Regions from separate parts of the Mus musculus genome. Here region 1 is linked to region 2. The links are chromatin loops, found by intact Hi-C in ENCODE. Cell type or tissue: heart. All regions are shown on one strand. Each heading gives the region's core, and the rest is flanking DNA. Links, peaks and the distances in the headings are about the cores only.

What was found. A loop is a pair of places that touch in the nucleus more often than their neighbours do. Peaks named below come from ENCODE experiments on the same cell type or tissue, not always from the same donor. Only the 100,000 strongest peaks of a DNase experiment are listed, where the experiment ranks them.
Region 1: a loop joins it to region 2, with 6 times the contacts of the local background. A loop is called at or near these places in 11 of 42 quality-filtered maps.

What each region holds. Positions count from the first base shown.
Region 1 is chr5:89,676,158-89,683,253 of GRCm38, reverse strand. It overlaps Adamts3 (a disintegrin-like and metallopeptidase (reprolysin type) with thrombospondin type 1 motif, 3), which reads left to right. Exons shown (of 22, transcript NM_001081401.2): 21 at 1-112; 22 at 5,328-7,096. The coding sequence ends at 5,890. Among named protein-coding and RNA genes, the nearest start is that of Gm7056, 63 kb to the right of the region's middle. In heart, for the core only: a CTCF peak has its summit at 2,915 (motif pointing right); no DNase peak of the experiment used is centred there.
Region 2 is chr5:88,788,926-88,796,021 of GRCm38, reverse strand. It overlaps a transcript of Slc4a4 not described here. Among named protein-coding and RNA genes, the nearest start is that of Dck, 27 kb to the right of the region's middle. In heart, for the core only: a CTCF peak has its summit at 4,307 (motif pointing left); no DNase peak of the experiment used is centred there.

The DNA.
Region 1 (7,096 bases), core at 1,784-4,283, 890 kb before region 2:
GTGACCTGCGGTGAGGGAACAGAGGTGAGACAGGTTCTGTGCAGGACTGGAGACCACTGTGATGGAGAAAAGCCCGAGTCTGTCAGACCCTGCCAGCTGCCTCCCTGTAATGGTAAGAGCATCGCTGCTTATTCTTAACTTTGTCATATTGTTGAACCTTAGAGAACAGAAATTCCTTTCAGCATATGGTCTGGAACTTGCATCCAAGAAATAGTCAAATGAAGACACCTTTGGAAATAATAGTCTGAGAATGCTGTTTGAAATAGGGCCAGCATCACCGAGTTACCAAAACCAGTACATTGGGGATACGGGTGGGGCTATGTCAAACATGTGTAGCTTCTTTCCATGTGAGTTTCTGTTGGGGACTACTTTTTGTTTCTCTATGATTTACCTTTATAATCTTGCAGAAGTATAGTTAGATTATTACGGCAGGCTTTGAGATGTTTCATTAAAATTATTTAGGCATACAGAAATTAAATGTGACTCAACCTTAAGATCCTTTTAATTAACTGCCCATACCTATAAAGTATGATTCCAAAATAGACACCTTGTACATGGGGTGACTTCTAACTTCAAAACAGACACCTTGTACATATGCCAAAATAAAGCAGTTGCCTGAGTGAGCCAACTAGTTGTATTTTGAAAGTAAAATGTTTGTTTGTTTAAAATATTTAAGATATAATATTTATTTATTTAAATCTGAACTGGGGAGCTGACTCGGTGGCTAATGTGCTTGCTGCAGGAGTAGGCAAACCCGAGTTCAGGGCCTGGGCAGTCCTGATGGCAGCACATACCTGTATCCATCAGAGGCAGAGGCCGTGTTCCCCAGGATACGGCAGATGGAAACTAGGAAGGACCCTGACATCTGCTCATCTCCTTACTGCTGCACCTCTCTTCTTACTCTCATTGGTGTGCGCTCTGGTGAAACTCAAGACTAAAAGGATTTTTTTTTTCTCTACATTTCAACCCATAAGTAATATTGAACTCTGATATCCCAACCTCCCCTTTTTTTGTAAGAAACTTGGCAACTTCTTCAAATAGCTTTGTATTTTGGACATTTTAGGCTTCCAGCCTCTAAGTATTGTAAACAACTATACCTAAAATGGCAAAACCCCCAGAGCATGTTTGGAGGGTTCTGGCAAGGACCACATGACCAAAGACCACTTCTCCTCTGTTTGCGGAAGGTCATCGTCTTTGACCAGGAGTGGAGCTATGGGAGGGGTTCACATGGACTGGGGAGGGGGGAGGGGGGACACCTGCCTAGCCAGCCAGATCAACCACATTAACCTTGGTGACCAGTGGGGTGACAGATGTCACGGCCAGTTCACCTTCACATCCTTTCTCTTGGGCATTTATCCTTCAATATAAGTTGTCTTGTCCAACCTATGTGATAGATTTTATATCACTATACGTTACTTTGTTACATATATTTTTAAATGGATAAGTGAATGGGTGAATGAATTAGCCACTAGTGTGGTAGAACCCAATGAACTCTATCTACTCAAATTGTCCCAGTGGTGGCAATCGCAGTGGCACTTTCCTTAACCCCAGTGTTCTGGGTTCCTTAATGAAGTGTGTGCACATGCACACACACACACACACACACACACACACACACACACACACACACTCACACACTTACTAAAACCTAGATTCCATTTTGGCTGTCCTGGACCCAGACCCGCAGCCCTCCTGGGCAATGATCTCTGACTCTTACATCATGGCTATGCTATTTCTTCTGCACCTGTCAGGCCTGGTGTATCCTTCTTCCTCCCAGGCATGGCTATGTCCTTCCTCCTCCCTCACTCCCCTTCCCCGGGGAAACCCAAAAGTCCCGCCCCTGTCTTTTGGCCCAGCCAGTGGCCACCAGCAACTTTATTTACCAGTCAAAACCAACTTGGGGCAGGAACCCTCAACATCTTACCTGTGGATTCTATGGCAATTTGGGGGACTCAATTAACATAATACAAGCATTAGACCAAGCCACAACACACTAGGGTAAAGGTTGACAGTTGAATTACCTGTCACTTACACGTGCTGAAGGAGGGAAAATTGATGAACTACTCAAGAGTAGGTCTCATGTTTAGGAGTAGTTGGCCAACATGTAATGAACTCCACACTTGTTTTGTTGTGGTGGTGGTAGCAGTGGTGTGTGTGTGTGTGTGTGTGTGTGTGTGTGTGTGTGTGTGTGTGTGATGTGTGCTTTTATTTGGTTACACTTGGTGGACTCTTTGCTTTAGTTTGTTGGTAGGGGGTTAATTGGTTTTCTTGCTGTTGTATTGGGTTTTGTTTCTTTTCTTTCCTTTTGGGAAAGAACTTAAGTTGCACTGGGGGTGAGATTCTGGAAGGACTTGGGGAAGGGGAAGATTAAGACCAAAATAGATTTAAATTTAAAAGCTGTTTTAAATAATAAAAAAGTAAGAAGAGAATAAGATGAAAAATAATAAATAAAAGTGAAATGTAGCCGGACGTAGTGGCGCACGCCTTTAAATCACAGCACTTAGGAGGCAGAGGCAGGAGGATTTCTGAGTTCGAGACCAGCCTGGTCTACAAAGTGAGTTCCAAGACAGCCAGGACTACACAGAGAAACCCTGTCTCAAAAAACAAAAACAAAACAAAACAAAACAACAACAACAACAACAACAACAAAAGGTGAAATGTTTCTGAAAGTTTCACATTAGTTAACATTTACCGTAGATGCTTTTATGGGTATTGATTACTACATTGGGTTCCTTGTAGTCCTAATTTGCTAATACTTTATTTTTTCATTAATTTCCAAATATTTTCTGTAACTATTACTATGACTGCATCTTATTTTTCTTACACAATATTTATAGTAATTAATTTTTAAAATAACACTAACCTTTTAAATGAAAAAAAGGAGAAAGAACTAGTAAGATCAAACATGGCCACCAGGGGGAGACATAGGACTTCTTTATTTAGCTGTTTCCTTTGGAAAGTGATTTTCAATATAGAAACTCAAACAAAACAAAACAAACAAAACCCCACGAAACAAAACAAAACAAAAATACATACCCAATTAGATGCTTTTAAACTTCCTGTTGCTGTGTGAATTTGCCTATATGTAGTTATTACTGTCATTGCTGACACTTTCTAGGTAAACTCTGTTGATTTTATTATGTCAAATATGTGTGTCTGGCTGCCTGTCCGCACAGATCTACTTGCTCCCTTTTGGTGGTGGTGGGTGAGACACTGTAAAATCAATGTGCCGAGGAGACAGCAATCCTGTGTTAGTGTGTCCATGTTTGTCTCCTGGCTTTACTGCCCTGAGCTCTAAGTCGAAAGCCAATTTTGGGAGTTCTGACATCATAAATTTCCATGCTATTTCAGCCAAACAAATAGGGTAGCCCTCAGTCGCAAACTCCAGATTCAATTGTACCTTTTGAGGTCTGACATCAAACTCTCTTCCCAAGGTTTTTATGACATGGGGCGGTGTGAGAAAACTATAAAATTTCCATTACTTTAATGATTGTGTTGTATTTGGTTATAATACTCATTTGGCTTTAAGACCTGCTCATCTATACCTACAAAATTATCATGAAGCTTGCCCCAGGTGTCTTTCACTCATCCATACAGAAGTATATTCTTGACCTAATGAGACTTGGGCTCTCAGTCGCTCTGCAGTGGTCAGGTGCTCATTTAGACAAGAGTTTCATCTTAGCCCCTCTCTAATGCACAGGGGATGTTTCTGGGCCCAGCCTCCCATCAGTAGCAGGCAAAAGGATGTCTGTGAGAAAGACTCCCTCAGCAGAGGCTACAGCCTTAGTCACAGTGAGGGCAGTTTGCTTAGTTTTAGATAGACAGACAGGAAATATAGTTCACAAGTAAAGAACTGGTATTTTGAGGTTAAAAAACTCAGAAATCCTCTACCAATAACACCACCTAGCTTACAACTTTTACAAGCATAAGGTGTTCAGACTCCATATAATGCAGTAAACCTATACGTGTCAAGACAGAGTGACTGTCAGCTTGGGATGTGGACATGGAATGGCACTGAAACAAGAAAGTAGCCTGCTGTCAACGTCACCAACTGACCCTCTTAAAAAGAACTCTCAAAAGGTCTTTGGCATTATGGAGCAGAGTTGTTACCTTGAAGTGTGTTCTTACATAATGAAGGCCTATGGGTGCCATAATTCTTCACTTTTTAAATGATACAGGGCCACATCTCCTGGGTCACATGTATAGACATAAAATACTGTCAGTTTCATAAAATTAAATATAAAACATGTAAGTTACTTAGAACAGAGTTGACATATTTTATGGAGCTGTTTTGTTTTCTAATAAGGACCTGAGGATGTCCAGTAGTAACCATGACTAATAAGAGCCTAATAATATCCCATAATAAGCATAACACTTGTTCTCAAGCCGGACAATTCTATTTTAATCCAAGTGGTCATTGTTTCCTTTGCTAAATGTTACAATGATGTAGTTAGTTATAGAAGCAGTGTTTAGGGCTGGAGAAATGGCTCAGTGGTTAAGGGCACCGTCTGCTCTTCCAGAGATCCCAAGTTCGATTCCCAGCAACCACATGGTGGCTCACAGCCATCTGTAATGAGATCTGACACTTTCTTCTGGTGTCTGAAGACATCGACAGTGTACTTATATACATAAACTAAATAAATCTTTTTTAAAAAGCAGTGTTTAATATTCATTTTATTTGTGTATTAAAAATCATTTAGAATCAACTTATTAGAAAGGCAAACTTAAATATTACACAATTAAAATTTATGCTTCTCTCCATCTTCAAAATGAACGCAATGAGGTTTTTGTCCTTCTACAATCCGATCCATACCTCAGTGTTGTCTTAAAGACAGCTTTCCACCTCAGTGTCCTGACAGCTTCTGCTGGAGATAGTGAAATGATGATCGTGCCAAGTGTGTGGTAGATAACAAGCTGCTTGGTTTAGTTGGGTGTGGTGGGACATGCTCACAATCTCAACATTTAGAGTGGCTAACCTGGATAATGCAGTGAAGTCCTCCCTTAAAAAATTAAACATTGGGCTGGCGAGATGGCTCAGCAGATAAGAGCTCTTCTGAGTGCTCTTCTGAAGGTCCTGAGTTTAAATCTCAGCAACCACATGGTGGCTCACAACCACCTGTGATGAGATCTGACGCCCTCTTCTGGTGTGTCCGAAGACAGCTACAGTGTACTTATGTATAATAATAAATAAATCTTTTTTTAAAAAAATTAAACATCAAAACAAAAGCTATCTCTGACAGTACATCCTGTAGTTTATATTACTAATAATTTTGGTTTCTTTGATTGTTTTATGTTTATGCATGTTTTTTTTTCTTATGTTTTTGCAGATGAGCCATGTTTGGGTGACAAGTCCATATTCTGTCAAATGGAGGTGCTAGCAAGATACTGCTCCATACCAGGGTATAACAAGTTATGCTGCGAATCATGTAGCAAGCGCAGTGGTACCCTGCCTCCGCCATACCTTCAAGAAGCTGCTGAAATCCACAGTGATGCTATCTTTGGCCCTAGTGACCTCCCTAGGTCCCTAGTCATGCCTACACCCTTCCTCCCTTCCTCCTCAGGGACCCGTGCTGAGAAGAAATCCTTGAGTAGCTTCTCTTCCATGGCAAACCCCAATGCGGATGCTGCCTTCAGAGCCAGCAGCAGAGCTAGTGCTGACTTCCCCCGGAAGAGAGCACATCAGGCTGGAAGAAAGACTCTGGAGTCAGTGCCATCCTCCTCATCCATAAAGACTGATCACCTTCGTCCCGCCTCCCCTGTGGCTGCTGCCCCCTCCCCTGCTATCAGCGATTCAATAGGTGCTTCTCCCCAGACAAGAACCCCAAAGAAAGATGATGCAAAGAGTGTTAGCAGGAGACATCCGACCAGGTCAACAGCCTCAGAGAGATGAGAAAGCAGACTAGTGGAGCTAGAGGTCAAAGGGAAACCTGGACCGCCTCCCTCCCTGCATGGTGCATACAGCTTGTTAAAAAGTGGTACTCTCCACAAAAGGTTTACTCGCGTCCTCTGTCCATGGAAGGACCGGAAGTGCTGGTTCACTTTTTAGTTGCTTCCATCTTCCTCCTGTTCCACATCGACTTGTTTACCAGAATCCATTAGAAGAAAGCGCCAAAGACTGTTTTTCAGAAGGAAAGAGCCCAGCTGCAGTGGCCCCTGCCTTAGAATGTCCTCAGTTGGGAAACTAAGGCAAGATGGTGGCCACTCGCCCGCCCGTTCAGGGACAGCCAGGAACAACTCTCCCCAGAACAAAAGAAAAAATGGAAAGGGTTGCTCTCTAAGGAAGAAAAGAGCCTAGAGCCGATTGTGCATATCAGCTGTTCTGTTCATTTGTTGGTTTTTTTTTTTTTTTTTTAAGTTACAGTTAAGAATAACCCAAACAAATGCCAGTGGTTTACGCTTCAAGAAATTTTGGAAATAATTCTTAGACTTGTATTCCTATTTATCTATATTAGAAATACTGTATGAGCAAATTTGCAACTGTCGTGTAAATTCTGTACATTGCAGAAATCAGTATTATTTTAAAAGATGTTCTCAAATGATTGTTTACTATCTTACATTTCTGGATGTTCTAGGGTGCCTGCCATTGAGCATTGCCTTATGTGGCGTTCCATGAGTTGATTTTGAAGCCGACTAGGATGAAGAAGTTGGGATTACATCTACTGATAATATACAGAGGGCTTGCCATTTGTCATCTGTTGACACTGCCGATGTGCAGGTGACTCATTTAATCCACTGCCTTCCTTTCTTGCAACAAAGGGAACGGGAACAGCCTCTCAATGTGTTTGTGCACACAGGCTGCAGTGACTAAGCTTGCACAAGACAAAGCCCAACCTTCTTGCCATCACATCAAAGGGCATCGTGGCGATGCGCAACATCTCAGTGATGCCCAGTTCGTGTGCTATCAGCTGTACTTGATATTCTGTGATCACCACAGATGGGTTGTGTGTGTTCTTTCATAGCTGAGAAGAATATCATCAGTCTAGGACTGACACTTGAGTACGTGAGTGCTTTGAGAGCAAGTTCAAGGAAGAGTCTTCGTCGCGGTTGAGATATTTATTTTCTGCATGGTTCATATCTAAATGTTCCCAGTCACAAT
Region 2 (7,096 bases), core at 3,075-5,574:
TCTTCTACTTTCTCATTATTCCCCTTTCATTTATGGAGTTAACAAAAACTGATTACCCGTTATTGACTTATGGTAAAATGGTAACAAAAACCTATAAGCCCCATCTTCATGGAGTTTGCATCAGTAGAGAACACACACATAGGAGAAAAAAAAAAAAAAAACAGAAACAACAATAATGAAAATAGGCCAGCACAGCACAATTTTATAATGTGTGGCAAGAAGGAGCGTATTTGGTGCTGTGGTTAACACAGAAGAGAGACACTTCATTCAGCCTTAGGCCAGAGTTTCGTGGAGAAAACTACAGCTGAAAACTGAGGGAGGAGTTGGAGTCTGCTAATGAAGCGCAGGAGGTCAGGAAATATTTTCAAAGGCCCAGAACTGGGGGAAATTGGGTTTGTCCCTTGTTCTGGGATACAGCAAATTCTCCTTTACATCTTTCTGGGTTTGCCCCAGATCATAAGTATCATGGTGCATAGCCTTCCCACTGACCATAGCCACAGAAAAGACACTCTCTCCAGCCCAACTCCCACCTCAATCAAGTATAAATCGCATCCATCATCCACCGGTCGCAAAGCCAAACTCCTGGTTTTGTGGTCCGATAATTCATAATGTGCACTCTTATTCCCATCCAGGGATGATGCTCTGACAATGGCAGTGGACTCGGTGGTGGATAAACACCATTCATATCTACCACGATCTTACAGACCAATTAAGCAGCAGCAACGTGTAGTTACATGTTACATGAATTAACAAATGTAACTAAAGACCAAATAAGCAAAGATCATGATGAAAATAAATATAAGAACTCAGCTCTAGCTTGAGAGTGGTATTTTCACACTGGGTAGTGAGGCATGTGTACATAGCAGTATCAACAGTTGCATCAATAAGTTCATTTTCTGTCAAGCCAATATTTGGAGACTTACTATTATATTATCACACACCAGGTATGTATCCAGACAAAAGAGATCACCTATTTTTGTTAGCTGAGAAAGAAGGATTTAAGAACTGGATGACAAAATATATAAAGACGCCTTAAGTAACAAACCACTCTATAAACAGTCCCTGTACTCTCTTTACAAGAAAGTTACACCTGAAATTTTATCTTTGCTTTGACATTATTCTGAATGCTTATTCCTTTATGTATCATTGAGTTTCTAATAACAAATGTAAGTAAGTAAGTAATACTTTGCACCTAATGGTTTTACTATACTTAAGACTAAGCTAACAAAATGAGCCTTTCTCAAGCCCTTAATGAGGAGAAAAAAATTACCAATTTTGAGAAAGCTATGAAAAAGTCAAATCTTCTTAAATACACAATTATTCAAAATAATTGTACAGCTTAAAATAGGACTGGCCTTAAATTAACAAATTTGTGTGCATATTAAAATACCAAATATTATCAACTATAATAAAAATATTTAGCACTGAACATTTATTAATTTGTATAACAAAATTATTCAGCTATGATAATTTGACCATTTATCAGCAAAGAAAAAATAGTGAAATAACAACACAGGCAAATAGAACCACAGACTTGGTGCATAAATGCCTGATAATAGAGATTTGGACTTCTAACAAAAATGATTCAAAGCATATCCTTACAAACTACAAATAAAACTGATCAGTGTCATAGCACGCCCTTTATGCAAGCAGATGGGATATTAGATTTCTCTATTTACCTTCTACATATTTGCTTTTGAATTCATCTAACTTAGTACATCAGTCCTAAAACTGGTTCTCTCCAGGTGCTCTTCCCATGCCGTTCGTGACGTTTCTCTTTCTTTCCATGTATTTGATCATAAAAGGCCATAAAAACGCATGCAATATTTGAACCTGTAGATGGAAGGTGTCTGCATCTTTCTCTGAATGTATTTCCCTTGATAATAAATGGAAATCAAATTAAGACAGAGATTCCTAGTTCCGTCGTCACTCCCTACTAAGACAGAAAGGTAGATAGACATACACCATGTCTTTCCTGCTGCAGATGTCTACTACCCTAAATAAAAACGCTTATGGTTATACTTACAGTCCGGACCCTTCAGACGGTCTGTAGTGATGTCCTTTCAGCAATGATGTCTGGAAAAATCAAAGAAGTCCACCTTCCCTCCTTTTCAGCTCCTAATATCTTCTGAAGGATGCAGGCTCAAGAGTTGCCAAATGAGAAGGGGGAAGGCAGCCAAATAGGGACTCCTAGCCAATCTCAAAACAGCAGGTCATGGCCAACAGACCATCTCTCTGCTGTTCTCTCTCTCTCTCTCTCTCTCTCTCTCTCTCTCTCTCTTCCTCCCTTGTCTTAAGAGTTAGGAACAGTTCTTTTTCAAAGTTGATGTAACACAAAGATCTTTGTATTTCTTCTGTATGAAGTGATCAGTAGGGAAAACTTACAGCAAGGAAAATGCAAAAGTCATGGCAGTTATTTCTTCTAGCTTATTTTGTTTATTGGTGTCTGTCTGTCTGTCTGTCTGTCTGCGACTCACAAGCATGTGGAGGTGAGAGAACAATTTCAGTAGTCAGTTCTCTTCCTCCGCCTTTACGTGGATTCTGGGCATCCATCTTGAGTCACATCCATACTCCAGGCTCACTGGCCCATCGGCTTCCAGGCAAGCCTCAGGTCTGCCTTCCATCTCTCTGTCAGAGTACCAAGATGCGCATTTGGCTTTTTACAAGAACTCGGACACTGAGCGTGGGCTGTCGGGCTGAGCCTCCCTCCTTTATGGCTGAGCTAGTGCGGAGGCCCTACTGCTGATCGATTCACTCTGCTTCTCATCTGTTAGGAAGAGCAAAGCAAGCGTGAGTTGGGAATCACGCGCTGTCTTTACATTTGATTTCTCTTTCTTGGAGCTTCCTGAATAATAATTATTAGCATTTCTATGTATCATAACAAGCAAAGGCCTTTCAAGGCTTTTACACTATTGGCTCTTTAAAACAAGCCTGTACCTTGGAAAAGTTCTACTGCCACAACTTGCCAAGTAAGAATACTGAAGCTCACAGAAGTCAAAGCTTGCCCAAGGCACAGCCAACTAAGAGAGAGTTGTCCTCCAAGTCTACATCTCTCTCTCCCTCTCTCTCTCTCTCTCTCTCTATATATATATATATATATATATGTATGTATGTATGTATATATATATATATATATATATATATATATATATATATCCTAAAGATGTCAAAATAAAACAGTTTTTCAGATTTAACATTTATGTGGTGCCCTACCCATGCAGTTGTGCTATCCCCATGGCTCCTCCTCCTAGCGCCTCCTTGTCTGCCTCACTTTCTTCTTACCTCATTTTTTCCTACAGGGATCATTTTAAATTGATTTCTTGATTCTCGTTGAGCTTGCTCTATTTTGAACTTTTCTTAACTTCAAGATAGAAAGGGGGAAAAGACACATCAAAAGGTTCACGTTCCCTTTAGTTCCTACTGCATGAAGGTTTACCCAGGTGCCTGTCCTCTGTGTTGTTCCTTTGATCACTCCAGGAATAGTGGATTCATTACCCTAATCATAATAGTCGCTTACCCAAATAAGAGAAGAGTAATAGTTTCTTTTACAAAAATAGAGCATACATGGGGATGGTTAGATGGCTCAGTGGGTAAGAGCACCCGACTCCTCTTCCGAAGGTCTGGAGTTCAAATCCCAGCAACCACATGGTGGCTCACAACCATCTGTAACGAGATCTGACTCCTTCTTCTGGAGTGTCTGAAGACAGCTACAGTGTACTTACATATAATAAATAAATCTTTTTTAAAAAATAGAGCATACACACACACACATAGGTATTGGGAGTTACTTTTATTTGAATCTATCTTCTAAAAAGGAACACAAAAACCTTTATCTGCCTTGCTTTAAAATAACAGGTAACAGAGTCAGACATGTTAGTGCATGAGGATCCTAGCAGCACCCAGAAAGCCAATGCAGCCAATTCCAGGCCACCATGGCCTACCCTGAGCCCCCACCCGTGTTAGACAGACTTTGATCAGCATGATAAACTAACGAAAAAACTCGGAATTTTCCTTTGGCCTGCATGTTCAGCCAATTGGCTGGGAGTGAGGGTATGGTAGACGCAGACTTTCATCCCGGAAGCCAGGAGCTAAGAGAATTCTTCATTAGTAGGCTTCCTTTTTATTCCATTCAGGACTCTAGCAAACTAGATGAGGCTGCCAACATCCAAGATAGAGCTTTCTCCCCTTAAATAACCATCTCAGGAGGGGTTGGGGAAATGGCTCAACAGTTAAGAACATTTAGCTCTCAACAGCAGTAAGCCGGGAGTTCAAGTGTCTTTAACTCCAGCTCCGGTGATCTGATGCCCTCTTCTGGCCACCCCAGGCAACTGCATGCTCATAACAAACCACAAACGTGAAAGCTTACATGCTTTTTAAAATAATGTTTATAGGACTGAGCTTGGGGGGTGGGGGTGGGGGTCCCAATGGAGGAGTTGGAGAAGAGACTGAAGGAGCTGAGGGGGTTACAGCTCCATGGAGGGAGCAACAGTGTCAACAGGTCAGACCCCCACCCCGGAGCTCCTGGGGACTGGACCACCAAACAAAGAATACACATGGAGCAACCCATGGTGCTGGCCACATATGTGGCAGAGGATGGCCTTGTTGGACATCAGTGGGAGGAGAGTCCCTCGGGCTGAGGGTCTTCAATGCCCCAGTGTAGGGGAATGCCAGGGCAAGAGGATGGGAGTGGGTGGATGGGGGAGCACCCTCATAGAGGCAGGGGAAGGTGAAAGGGATAGGGGGGTTCCAAAGGGGATACCTGGAAAGGGGAAAACAATTGAAATGTAAATAAAGCAAATATCCAGGGGGAAAAAACCTCTTACACAGGATTGGCAGATTTAAAGATGTATTATGCAAAGGATGTTAAGTGCTTGGCACAGGGTTAGAGCTCCGAGCATGTTAACTGTGGGGACTTGGGGTAGAAGTGGAGGGTAACAAATCCTTTCTCACAGGGATTTCTAGGCTGACGTCAGTTAAACCCTGACATGAAGTTGATAAAATAAAACAAACAAAACGTTTTAGTGAAAGCAAACGTTCATTTAGGCTACAGTTCCAGAGGGCTAGAATCCAGAATGCCAAGGAGGAAGCACAGCGTCAGGAATGTCTGAGAGCTCACATTTCAGATGGCAAGCAGTAGGTAGAGAGCTTCTTTTGAAGCCTCAAGCTTGCGGCCAGTGACACATCTGCTTTCTGGGGAGAACTGTGATGTAATTCTGGGTGCCGGTTCTTGTTTTCTCTACTTCTGAGGTCTTACCCAGAAACTCTACCCGTGCCGATATCCTGAAGTGTTTTCCTTGTCTTATTTTGCTTCCAATACGGCTTTGCTTAGGTTTCTTTGGCTATTTGAAGTCTTCTGTGAATTTGTGAATTCTGTGAAGTCTCACATGAATTTGGGCTGTTTTCTCCAATTATTCAGTTATTCTTGGTATTAAAAGTCACTGTGAGAGGATGTGCCTAGCCCTGCAGTGACTAAGGTGGGGGAATATCCAGGGGAGCCTCCCCTTCTCAGGGGAGTACGGGTAGAAGCTGTGTGAGGGAGGCACTGGGAGGCTGATACTGGGATGTAAAGTGAATAAATTAATGAATGAGTGAAAAGCTTAAAAAAAAAAAAAGGGTCACCCACTGTTACACTGGAGCCTAAATCTCCTTTTTATGTCTATCAATGTTTTTTTTTTTAACTAGGTACTAGTCCAACACTTGGCATATAAATTTACATATATGTGTGTGTGTGTGTATCAAAGATTTATTTATTTTATATATGTGAGTACAGTGTCTATGTCTTCAGACACACCAGAAGAGGGCATTATCTAATTAGTGGGTGGCTTTCCTGAGGGTGACACCCAAAGTAGTTGTCCTCTGGCTGTCACCCAAACACAAGCATACACTTGAATACACACACACACACACACACCATGTTGGGAATGAGCAAAACTCATTTCCTATTAATCCCATCTACATCCCCATGTAAGACAGTTTCTTAATGGTAAGACTATGAAGCTGAAAATGCTTCCCAGTTTTCTCTAATTCTTATGACCTATAAACAATCCATCGACACTTACCGTTTTAGCAAAAAGGTTTACATTCACAAAGGAAGAACTCTAATTTTTTTACAATATTAAGATACAAAGATTTATATTCAACACTATTCAAATAATAAAAGTAAATTATGAACTAATATCCCTTAATAATTTTAAAATTCATCCAAAGGGAGAGTAGTTGCTAATATGTTTCTCCTTTATCAGCCCCAGCATATAGGAGAAGCTTAATACATACTTGTTAATGAGGAAATCGAATGGGGAATGAATTACTTAAGACATCTTCCCAAATATCTCACCCTCCGTAACAATCCTGCTCTTCAGATGTAAGCAGACAATAGCTTAGCTCGCTGCACACTTAGGAGGGGAGGGAGGAACAGCATCCACACTGCATCCACTTAAAAGCACAGGAGGGGTCTTGCTGCAGCTCCGCTTTACTCAGGCTTCTGTCCTGAGGCAGGGGCTCACAATACAGCTCAGGCTGACTTTGAACTCACGATCCATTCAAAGTGACTGGATTACACCCAGCTCATTCCTTTTTACTACTGCACAGAATCACTCATTTTCCATGTTTCCAACAGTCAGCATGTTAAATAAGAGGAAATAAAGATGCTGATAATAATGCTTACTTTGCATGTTCATCTTGCTCCTTTTCTGACAGGGTCTCGAGACATAACCCTAGTCGGTCTGGAACTATCTAGATCATTAGCCTCAAGTTTTTATCGGCCAGTCTTCCACTGCCTCCCAAGTGCATAGGATGATAGCTGTGTGCCACTCTGCCACTGAGCACCGTTTAATAACTGACATATATATTACACTTTTTTTAATATTTTTTATTACATATTTTCCTCAATTACATTTCCAATGCTATCCCAAAAGTCCCCCATACCCTCCGCCCCCACTTCCCTACCCACCCATTCCCATTTTTTTGGCCCTGGCTTTCCCCTGTACTGGGGCATATACAGTTTGCGTGTCCAATTGGGCCTCTCTTTCCAGTGATGGCCGACTAGGCTATCTTTTGATACATATGCAGCTAGAGTCAAGAGCTCCGGGGTACTGGT